Regions from separate parts of the Mus musculus genome. Here region 1 is linked to region 2. Evidence: chromatin contacts called from ENCODE Hi-C or POLR2A ChIA-PET data. All regions are on one chromosome and are shown on one strand. The core of a region is the stretch at or near the end of the contact, and the rest is flanking DNA. Distances in the headings are between cores, read along the strand shown.

Evidence for each region. A loop is a pair of places that touch in the nucleus more often than their neighbours do. ChIA-PET counts read pairs that join two places held with the same protein, here RNA polymerase II (POLR2A).
Region 1: a map of heart shows a loop between it and region 2 (2.8-fold over the local background). The contact joins two enhancer-like sites. A Hi-C loop is called at or near these places in 5 of 37 maps with a recorded cell type or tissue (Patski and heart). POLR2A ChIA-PET finds 5 or more read pairs at or near these places in 1 of 5 experiments (Patski).

What each region holds. Positions count from the first base shown.
Region 1 is chr3:41,226,894-41,233,147 of GRCm38, forward strand. No RefSeq gene overlaps it. Among named protein-coding and RNA genes, the nearest start is that of Gm40038, 57 kb to the left of the region's middle. Within about 2 kb of position 1,803, at least 1 of the 3 ENCODE cell types and tissues checked has a DNase peak (open chromatin) inside an H3K27ac peak, as active enhancers do; it is heart, where a contact is called at or near this core.
Region 2 is chr3:41,178,726-41,184,573 of GRCm38, forward strand. No RefSeq gene overlaps it. Among named protein-coding and RNA genes, the nearest start is that of Gm40038, 8.2 kb to the left of the region's middle. Within about 2 kb of position 2,291, at least 1 of the 3 ENCODE cell types and tissues checked has a DNase peak (open chromatin) inside an H3K27ac peak, as active enhancers do; it is heart, where a contact is called at or near this core.

The sequences.
Region 1 (6,254 bases), core at 553-3,052, 48 kb after region 2:
TCTAAGATGTGTCAAAGCAGAAACAGAAATAACTGGAGGCAGAAACCATGGCTTGCTGCCTTGAAGTCATGTGTGTCCTATGGTTGATTTCAGCTTTTTTGTGACACGGTCAAAAGATCTCAGGATTTAATGCCTCTCTTCGCACAATCTCTCTCCCCTGGGGACGAGGGAACTGGGCCAAAACATTCTATAGAACCAGCACTCTAAGCAGCAGCCTCTATAGCAACAGAACAGGTAGGGAACAGCTGCAGTGGTTTCTGTCCAATTTTCCTTCCAAATAATCCAGATATCTAAGAGATAAGAAAACACAAATACCAAAAATCTCACTAGAATTCTGGATTAACGACAGCTCTGTCTTGTCTCCATTTTGATACACCAGCTGATAATTGGACTATAGCTGGGTCTAAAAATAACACACAGTATATTAAAATAATATTCCTAGGCTACATTTCCAAAGTGGTATTCTGGGACTTCTGTGCATTAATCCTGTAACAATAACAGGATTTGTGCTTTCACCTCCCCTGGCGTAGCTTTGAAAATCTAGCCCAAAGCAGCTAACATTGCTGTTTAAATCTTCCTTTCACATCTGCAGGGAAATGTGGAGATTAAAAAAAATATATGACAAGCCAACAGCTAAAATGACCTATACTTGGGAGAATCAGAGAAACACCTATTTCCTCTCAGGAACTGGGCCAATCAATATAAATATTTCAAAAGGACCATCATGCAATGAAAGCCTTGGAATTTGTATCCTACTTCAGAACACCCTAGATATTTCCAATGTGGACACATCCAGTTTTCCACTGGGGAGGGGGATGTTGTGATGGCTGAGCTGGGATGCTCTCCAGTGAATGAGTACAGGAGACTGTATTTATGTGTGCCTGTGTGGGTGTATACATGCATGTTAGTGTGTATATGAGCCTCTGTGTGTGTGTGTATTAAAGAAAGAGAGGATATGTGTGTGTGTGTGTATATATATATATATATATATATATATATATATTTATATATTTGAATGAATACATGAGCCCTGTGTGCATGTATGCTTGGGTATATGTGTATGTATATATGTGTGAACATCTGTGTGTGCTTCTGCATATATATGTATATATGTATATGTGTGTATGTATATATATATATGAGAGAGAGAGAGAGAGAGAGAAAGAAAATATATATCTTTGTGTGTATGAGCCTCTGTGTATATGTGCCTGTATGTATCTGTATGAGAGTAAAATTGAGCCTATGTGTATGTACCCCAAAATGTGTATATAAGATTGTGTGTGTATGTGTATGTCTGAGTGCATGTGTGTGAGTGGATGTGTGTCTGTGTGTGTAAGGATGGGAAAGAAGGCTGCCATTACTCTCTATGTTGAAACTTAGGTGAATCTCGGGGATTAGGTGTTACTGCTCACAGTGGCTAAGAAACTGCACATCCTAAAATCTGCACACAGTTCTAAATTGAAGCTCTAAATAGCACTGGATTGAAGTGACAGGAGTGTTTCGACAATACCATTAATTGCATTCCACTAATTGAGAAGAGCTTTTGTGCAGTTAGGTTTGTGGTGGGCTGGATTTAGTCATTTAGGTGCCCCTCAGGCTGCCTCTGCTTTCCGCCTGCCATGCCTTTGAAATTCTAAAAAGGAAAAGAAGGCCAACATGCAGAGCAATTATTTCAGAACAGATTGCCCGGTAACATTTCATATTATCACTGAAATCCATCCTTTCTGGGACAGAGTCTTGCTCTGGCCATGAACATCCAAGAGATGGCAGCACCCCTGCTCTGATGACTGGCTGTGTCCCTCCAGACAGCTCACCGCAGAGGTCTTGTCATTGCGTCACCTGAAAGCCAGTTTAGAGGGTGGAGGTGGGGGAGGCATAGCATTCTCAGCTCTCAGTTCTTCTGGAGAGTTCCGGAAACAGGCGCGTTGACTGTTTGAAACGTATTTGAAAAGGGTTTCTTTTTTTTTCCCCTTGAAATCCCCTGTTCTGTGCCATATCTTTCTAAGACCACTTAGGTGTTCCCTGGCTTTCTCCTGGAGGGAGGAAGGAAGATCTGCAGTTGCCAGGGATCCCCTGAGCCTTATTTTCAATTCCTGTCCTTCCTTTTTATAAACATGGGGAGGTGGGAATTGCATTATTAGCAATTGCGCTTTGAACATGTATGTGTTCAAGGCACTTAGCTCAGCATTGAGAATGTGACACAGCCTACATCAGGACAGCTTTTTTTCTTCCCCACCGACTCTCTCAGCAACCCTTCTCCCAATCTCCTGCTAAAAATATTCTGCAGAGCAAATAGATGTTGAGACAGCGTCAAACCCTGCAGGAATGAGTGACAGTATAACCTGCCATGCTAAGTATCAGATGCCTGACACGAAAAGCATTTGCTGACATACACGAGGGAGCGTCAAGGCTGGGTAGACAGGTCAGCGTCTAGGTCTCTGGGACCCACCCTTCTTCATGTATCCTGCCTGAATATTTGGAGAGCAATTGCTGGGACACACTGAGGTGGCCTGCTGACAGGGTTTTGAACGTGATTCAGGGGCAAGACTGTTATGGATAACTAGTGTCCCATGGCAGGCCACAGCACCTAGGACCTAGGGCCAACTCAGGGACTTCCTATGTCCACCTTATCCATTACAGAGGCTAGGACTCTGTGTCCATCATTGTGGGATCCCACTTGACTTGGCTTTGACCCAGCATCTTCTCATTGGCTCATTTCTTCAGCCTTGTGACCTCAACAATCTGTCCTCAGTCCAGGAACACGGCCACATGGTTTGTGTTTCCTGTATACAGCGTTTCAGTGTCTGATCTATGAAGCTGTTACTCAATGACTACACACTCAAGATTTCCAGTTGATGGTCAGGGCAAGGAGGAAGAGGAGAATGAACTGGCACACTACACATCTGTCTGTAGAGAGCTTTGGAGCCAGGCCACCAGAGGAATGCTGCCCAAGCATCATCACCTTCAGAAAGAGCTGCCCTTCTTCTCAGGAGGAATGTTGAAGACACTGGCAAATTACTGAGAGTGATAATGTTCTCCCAGGCTCAGCAATGGTGGGCACCCTGCTATCATTCTCTGACGGGTTTCTCAGACTTGAGGACAGTTGAACTCTTTAAATATCTGTCTGTCTATCTATCTATCTATCTATCTATCTATCTATCTATCTATCTATCTATCTATCCATCCATCCATCCATCCATCCATCCATCCATCCATCCATCCATCCATCTATCTATCTATCTATCTATCTATCTATCTATCTATCTATCTATCTATCTATCTATCTATCTATCTATCATCTATATCTATCTATCTATCTATCTATCTATCTATCTATCTATCTATCTATCTATCTATCTATCTATCTATCTATCATCTCTATCTATCTATCTATCTATCTATCTATCTATCTATCTATCTATCTATCTATCTATCTATCTGTGTGTGCCTGCTTGTTTGTATGTGCATTACATGTATCAATGTGCTCTTGGAGGCTAGAAGAGGGTATTGGATACCCTGTAACTGGAGTTACAGGTATTTGTAAGCTGCTGCGTGGATGCTGGGACCCAAATGTTGGTCCTCTGCAAGAGCAGCAACTATTCTTAGTCACTGAACCACCTTTGCACAGCCCAGAGGGTTGAACTTTTTTTTTTTTTTCCTTTTTTGGTTTTTTGAGACAGGGTTTCTCTGTGTAGCCCTGGCTGTCCTGGAACTCACTTTGTAGACCACGCTGGCCTCGAACTCAGGAATACTCCTGCCTCTGCCTCCCAAGTGCTGGGATTAAAGGCATGTGCCACCACTGCCTGGCCTGAGGCTTGAACTCTTAACTCTCCATGTTTGTGGAAATTCAGTCATCCACAATCATCTAGTCTTCAATGATTCCAGACAGCTGAAGTGCAGAACCTCTGTTTTAACTGTGGTGGCATGTAACTTTGCACAACATGTGTTTGTTTGGGTTGGGAGAGATTAGATACCAGTCTCTGTGTAATAAGCAAATCTTCCTCAGTGACACTTAATACTTTGTTTAAGAGACAGGTCGAATACTACTGCTCGGTGCCCATGGTGAATATGGCAATCAGTGCATTGGTTGTTGCCCAGTGAGTTGGCCACAGCCCTGGCTGGTAGAGCCAAGCCATCTGGAGCAGGGGCACACAGTTCATGGTAGACACAGGCCAGAGAGATGCTATGGCCTCATGGCCCTGCTCTGCTTTCCTCCAGGCATCTCCTTGTCATGCCGAGGGACTCTGGCAAAGCAAGGCAGGCCCCACAGACAGAGTGTTAGTGTTTGGTCTTTTCCACTTGCACCCCAGGACTGGGAAGTGCTCTCTTCTCCTCAGCTACTTGTCTTGAGAATCTGAACACCCCGCCTCTATTCCTTCATTCAGAGCCAGTGTCAGCCATAGATGCCAACAGGAACATATGGTCTGTGACATGAGCACAGATTGTGGTTAGGTCTTCAGAGGTGACAAAAGTCGCCAAGTACACCTGCAGAACCTTCTGTGGACAGTGAATTTGGTCACCCATCCTGTTGCTTTGCAGTATTACACGGATCATTGTCTAAAGATTTTTATTACCTGTTGTCTCCAGTTGAAAGTTTGAATGGAATAGGTGGATTATGAGTTCTATGATAGAAAGAAATAGAGTGTTCTAGCCTCTTCTCTCTTCCTGGCATGTCTAACTCAAGGGTCTTCCACTTGCTCATTGTTTCACTCCCAGTAGCTTCTCAGTCAGCCACGATCAGGGATATGGGAAGTTCTAGAGATGAATAATTTATATTTGAAGTTATACGCCACTCTGGGTGGCTTTGTGGAATCTCGTATCACCATTGCATCCTGTCGGGAACACGAGTCATTTAGGCCAAGTGATCTGTTCGCCCCACTGTGGGGTAGCCACTGTGCTATCAGACTGTGCCCATAGAGGAGTCTGAAGGCTCTGCTATCATCTGAAGCATCAGTCATCCAGGGGTGATCTTGGAACATGGCCCTCTCAGAGAAGTGGATGATCACTGTGCAAACAGTGTTCACCTAATGAATCTCAATTTCATGTCAGCTCAGGAGACTTCTCACATAGTTCCCTGTGATTTAGAGCCTTCTCAGTGAGCAGTTGAAAGTGTATAGATTTATTATGCCCAGTCTGATGACACTGATCTCATGCCCACTTCAGGAAGAACCCTTCAAGACATTTGCCTGTGGGCTCGGAAGAGGCCAGGACAGTTCAACCTTTGATCTCATGCTGTGCTCCCCTTAGTTACGTCTCCAATAGACTCCCCCTACCTGGAGGAGAAATGAAGTCATACTGGGATAACAACAACTTCCAAAGCTTCGTGGAGCATCTACTTGGCTGAGCAGCTTTGAGACCCAATTGGTGGATTGTTTGCCATCTCGGTCTGTGTTCCAGGAGTGACACACATCACATCTGGTATTTCCTTTGCCAAACTAAGACATGGGCCAGTTTGATCTTAAGAAGGTAGAGGAGTGAAGTGTTTGTAGAGCCCTGGGAAGAAGAGAATCAGGTTGTGGACATATATACAGAACTGCTGCACCTCCTTGGAAGATTCAGAAGTTGCCTCTATGCAGTCCCTTCTTGAATGACAGACCTTTATGCTTTTGGGTTCACAGGGACTGAAAACAAAAATCGACCTAAAGATGATTTATGTCATTAAAATGGCCTCATTCTTTTGTGTAAATGTCAAGGTTTTCCACTTGATCAAAGTCACCAGTTGTAGTACATCCTAATGCCATCTGTCACATGGGGGCACATGTCTTTCTAGTGTGGGGGCCTGCTCATGTTTCTAACGCTTGCAGAACCTCACAGAATCAGTTGCTATAGAGCGGTGTGCCACTTCAGAGCCCAGCTATGGTGATTCAGTCTTTACTCCCTGTCCCATGGCTGGCAAGACCTTTGGTCACAAAGCATGGCCTCAAGTTCTGAAAATCAGGCTGGAACCACCCACCATACCTAATCTAGTCCTGTTTTCCTCACTGGCTCCACAGCTCTCCTAAAAACACCCACAGGAAGCAGATGTGTGCAGGTGGGTGCATGACAGAGGTCAGTGTTGGGTGTCTTCTGTTGCTCTCCATCTTACTTTTGAGGACAGGGTCTTTTACTGAGTCTGTAGCTCTTGAGTTTGATCAGACAGGCTCATCTGTGAATCCCAGGAATACTGCATGCTAAGGTTACTTTACATGGGTGCTGGAGATCCAAACTCAGACCCTCGTGGCTGCACAGCCAGCCCTTTATCCAGTAAACCTTCT
Region 2 (5,848 bases), core at 1,041-3,540:
TTTACTTCAACGCTTTAACTACTGAATTAAACAATAAGCCCACTGTAATTCTCCATGGGAACTATGGGTCTAAGAACTCTAGGAGGCTAGTCCCCTCCCTCTGTACTGTCTGAACTTGTCACAGTAGCCACAAAAATACTTGCTTTTGATCACTTCTTGTGTTTACGCTTTTTAGTAAAATAAAATTTAGCACTTAATTTAATACAGCTCCTCTTCCCTAAACTAAAAGTTATCATAGTTGCCTTCATTGGCTCCAAGAATATGGTATCTTGGTTTGCTTTCTGTCGATGTGGTAAACGCCATAACCAAAAGCATCTTGGGGTGGAAAGGGTTTTCTTAGCTTACAGGCAGTCAGTCCTTCATTAAGGAAAACAGGGTGGGAACTCAAGAAAGGAACCTAGCATCAGCAATGAAATTGAGGTCATAGTGCTGCTATCTGGCTTGCTCAACTTGCTATCTTACATAACCAGGACCACCTGTCCAGGGGTGACTCCACCCCTGTGGGCTGGGCACCCCCACATCAATTATGAGTGAGGAAAATGCACCCAGACATGCCCACAGGTCAGTCTGGAGGAAGCAATTGCTCAGTGAGGCTTCCTCTTTCCAGATGACAAGAACTATCACATACATATCATATCACATACACATATGGCAGTACATATCACACACACACACACACACACACACACACACACACACTTGCCGGCCTGATTTCAAGCCAGGGACTGAGCAGGAGATAGAGAAGGCAAAACCTCAATCCTGTGTCTATGTGTGAGTGTGAGTCCACACTGGTTAGAGGATCAGTGTGGAGAAGGGGGGCAGCTTTTGGGAATCCACTACAGCCCCTTCTTGGTCCTGCTTCTTCACTCTCTACTGTAGGCTAGCTGGCTTGTGAACTTCCTGACAATTCTCTTGTCTGCATCTTCCATCTCTTCACGTGAGTGCCGGGATTACAGATGCATGCTACCAAGTCCTGCTTATGTAGGCTCTGGGGATTGAACTCTGGCCAGCAGGCTTGTCTAGGTAGTGATTTTACCCATGGGACCATCTCCCAGGCCTAAATGCTTGATTTCTAGTGGAAGAGAGAAGCAGACCACTGTGAGATTAATTGCTATTTTAAAGGTTAATATCAATCGAGGAAAATTGAGTTAATTGAAACACTTTGTGTGGCCATGTGAAATTTCACTGGTAATATCCTTCCCAGGTTTACAGGTCTGAGTCCCTGACCTTACAGGTCTGAGAGCCTGAGGCCTGGACACACAGCAGGGTGATTAGTAACTATTGCTCCAGAAAAGGTCAAAATGCTTAGTGGATGTAAAAAGCCTCCTTTAAAATTTAATGCACTTCCTAATAGACCAGATGAAGGACTAAATAAGACATAATAAAAACAGAAATTAAAAACGCTCCATCCTCTGCACCCACGAATTCACAGCATAGGACCTATAGAAGACGAGGTTAGTCTATCCTCTAGCCAGAAGTGAGGAGGGGCCACATGAGCCCCCACCCAACCCCTAGTTGAGGAACTACTGTAGTTGATAGCATCTCGAGGAGAGAGAGTCGGTTTTCTCCAAGAGTGTGGCTCCTGATGGATCCCCCATGCTCCACTGGATGGCTGGATGGTCCCATATCCGTGATTATCAGGCTGCACATTTTTTGTTTTTTAGTTGCTTTGTTTGTTTTTTTGAGATAGGGTTCCTTTGTGTAGCCTTGGCTCCCCTGGAACTCTGTAGACCAGGCTGGCCTCAGACTCACAGACATCTGCCTCTGCTTCCCTCTTGCTGGGATTAGAAGTGTGCACCACTACTGCCCTGACAGGACAGCACAGATTTTAAAAAAGAGGTCATGAGGTTGGGAGAGGGTTGGGGGTGAATCTAGAAGGAGCTAAGGGGAACACTAAGGAGTTTACATTGAATGAATGCATGGGATTCTTAAAGATGTAATAATAAAATATGTTTAAACATTGGCCCATGATATGCAGAAGCAAACGATACAGAGTTGCTCAGGGTTACCATTTAATGACTTCAGGTTTAGGGAAGAGAGGAGTCCTAGGAAGCTCACAGTGACAGACCTCTGATAGCAAGCTCACACATATACTACCCTATCCTCCTCTACTCAGATAAACGTCTTAAAATTGGCATTTTAACAGAGAAACTGGTGCTCATGGAGGCACGACTATTAACTGACAAGCATAGAATTTCAACCCTTCAGTGGCTGACTCCACGGCTAGCACTGTTATTTGTAGCCGCCTTCTCTCTGGTAGACTTTGCCAGGATGGTGCCTGGAGTCAGGCAGGCTTATCGCCGCCAGAGAGCCTCAAAGGCACAGTCCAAAATTAGGAATGATGAGGACCGAGTTGTCTGTCATCTGGAGGTGACTGCAGCCATTTCCCTGGCCACTGTCAGCCCCTGGCAAGTACCTCCCAGACACAGGTGCTGGGTTGACACCCTGGGCTCAGCCAGATCTCATGGACAGAGCGACTCTTGGCTCTCCTCAGGTGGAATCCAGTGAGGGACCAGGCTGCCCAGTGATGAGTGATTCAGCCAACCATCTCTTCGCTTGTGTGTTGCTGCTGTCTTCCAGCTCAGATGTATTACATCGTTGGCAGATGTACTTCATAGTCTCTGTTATTTCTTCATTCAGGAAGGAATGTCACAAGCTTCAGTTAGAGGCAGAATCAAGATGTCTCAAAATGCAAGCTTCCTTTGGACACTGCTGGCTGGTTTGTTTACGTTTTCATACAGTAAGCAGCTGCTGCAAACAGCTCTTGATGCTTTTCCTTGTGCTTTTTTCTACCCGCTCTCCCGAAGCCCCCCATCATACCCTCAGACGTCCTCTCTTTCTGCTTCCTCTCGATACATCCTGCATCCCTGACAGCCTCCGACAACTGCTGCTGAGTGATTGTGTCAGCCCCATAACACAGGTGCCTGTGCTGAGTGGATTCTTTCATGGCTTCTTGGGTCAGGATGTGCAGGAAATGCTGAATATACCACAAGGAGGAGATTTGCCTGGGCTCCTTGTGTCCATGCTTCCAGCCAACATTCCCGGATTCCCGTGGATCACGCTCCAACCCAGGCCCGAATACAAATCGTGCTGCCATGTTCTTCAAGAGGTGTCAGCATTCATGAAAACTGAATATGAGTGAGTTACTCTTATTTTTATAATTTCATTTAAATAATATAGTTTATTATCATAAATTTACATGTTATTCTATTGCAAATTAAGCCATACCAGGCTTAGCTCCAAGCACAAAGTTTACCCCTTATGAATATTATTTTCACAGAGACTCTTAGGAAGGACATAGATTATATTTAAATATTTTAAGAACTCGTTTATTTTCAGAGACTTAGGGAGTGTGATTATTTGTCCTGCTCCCAAGATCCTACAAAAAATAAAAAAGCGGGGCACAGCTGGGCGGGTTGGGATAGCACCGCTAGTTTGCTTCTCAGCCATATGTGTGCTGAGTGCTTCTCTGCTGTGTCTTCCCCGTGCTAGAGTTTCAGGGACTTAGAGCGAAGCCTGGCTTCAGAACCGGTCACGTGATAGCACAGATGAGAACGGTGACAGCTGTTCAGATACATGACCCCCAAACCAAAAGACACAAGGAAGAGTGGGACTGACCTGCCACTTCAAGCAAAGCAAAATCCTCTCCGCTCCTGGCTACTCTGAGACTTTGGCCACCAACCTGGAGCCATGGTCCACTAACTGTAGTAGAACTGGGGCTCTTGCAGTTGCCACTACTCAGAGGGCCACCAGAGGGCGCTTTCCTCCTTTCAGGTTCTGCCTTACTGAACACCGCTCCTTTTGATGGATAGCACTGAGTTTCTCAGGAGCTGGGGAATTCAGCTGATGCAGCTGTGGTAGACAGCTTGGGCACGAGAAAACGTCAGTAATTTTATGTGTGTTTCTGTGTATAGTTCTTCACTTCTGTCTCCTCTGGTGAACTGTGCACTTAAGAACCAGGTCTTGTCTGTGTTTATCTCTCTCATCTGTGGCTAGCCCGGAGTCTGATGTTTAAGAGGTTTTAATAAATACTACAGAGTGTGAAGAGCTGATCTTGATACAGGTTTTAGGTTTCTGCCTCTCTGAGCCATCTGAGGTCAGCTTGACCTGGGATCCTTATTCAGTAGGTCTGGGATGGGGGTGCAAACACATCTTTGGAAAGCTCTGTGCTCCTAGCTAGCTCTTCCTGCCCCACATGTGGGCTCCTTGGCTTACTGCCCTGGCTATGGGCTGCTGAGTATGAGAAATGAATCCCTGATCCTTGGGTTTGCCCCCGAGCCCCTTCAGCATGACCCCGTCTGCCCTCCCACAGGCCTTTCTGTTCCTCTTCCCATGAGCACCTTTCCCTGCCAGAGATGACATCACCTGCCAGCTGTGGGAGACCAGCCGGGAAGACCCGGGGCTCTTGGTACCACCCACAGGGGCAGCTGCTTCTGCAAGCTGGAACTCACCAGCTCTCGTTCTGCTTCAACCAACACTTAGACTGCATGGATGCTAGAACAGAGGGCATCCCAAAGCTAAGGGGGGCGGGGGTCTCTTCTCTTATAATGAAGGCTTATACTTTTGCTTCCTCAGAGTTCCGTTTTCCAAGGTTTTGAATGGGAAATGTGTGTACACGAGAAGGTTGAGGAGAGGAACTATGGATGGGGGAGATTCCTCATGTTATGTGGGTTGGCACTGCGTGAGGAATGCAGAGAGTTTCAGTCTTTTGGGTCAGGTGGTGCTGCATAAATCCCAGTGTGAGCTTCATGGGTGTGGATGGGCAAGTCAGCTAACACTCCGAACCTCAAGCACCTCACTGGTCAAACTGGACAGTAGTGTCCCTGTTTAGCTTACATGCAGACTTGGCTTTAGATGCAAAACTGTCAATGTCAGTCACTCTAAGTCACAGCACGCGAGGCTTGCTCTTGGAACTGTTACAGGATGCTTCGTTCATTGTCCCTGTGTCCTCTTCTCATTTGGCCATCGTAAAGGAAAACAGTCATTTTTTTTTTTTGTTCCTGCACTTTCATCTCGTGGACCTGGTGATTGATGCAAGTGACTGTTTTCTCTTCTTCAAAGCAGCTGCTAGAAAGCCCAGAGCCAAACGTGTGGTCCGATCCGTCAGCATCAACTGTGCTCACCATTATAAGACGGTTTTGGCCACATGTGTGGCTCTGTTCACGATTCCCATGTCAGAAGCCGGCTCTCACTTTTCCGTGATGTTACTATGTATTATCACTACTCTACAGATCTTAATCTTTCTGAAATGAGACAGAATGAAATGAAAATGCGTTTGCCACTAAGTATGTGAACACACAGGTTTAGAACATTTTTCACAATGTCTGGGATAATAGGCTCATCACATCCGAGCTGGTGAATGAGCGTAATTACCCTCTGTGAATCTGAGCTGGCTTCTTGTGGATTGTATTAGAAGGGTGTGGTGAAGAGGTTCACAGCCGTAGACAGGTTTCCCAAGCTGGAAAGGTGTTATTGCATTAGCTAGTGGTAGGTGTAATTCTAAACACACTGACAGCTCGAACTGTCCAACCACTGCAGAGAATGCCTTGTAGATGAGCCTAGCCTAGCACAAAAATAACCCCAAAGTTATTTCAACCTATATGAGTTTCTCAAAGTGCATTAAAGGAGGATTTATTCTTTGCCCGTCATACATCATAAAATCGTGTTCCTTCTCCTTCCTAATTCCCTCTCACTCACTATTTCCCAACTTTTTTGCTGCCAACCAGATTCACCCCCCACACCCCCCGTTCCCTGCTCAGAGAGGTAGGGCACCAGGCTCTGTGATTAGATTCTGTCTTCTTTCTCACGCCTCCCTGGGCTTCTTTCTCACTCCCATCCTCTGATTCCA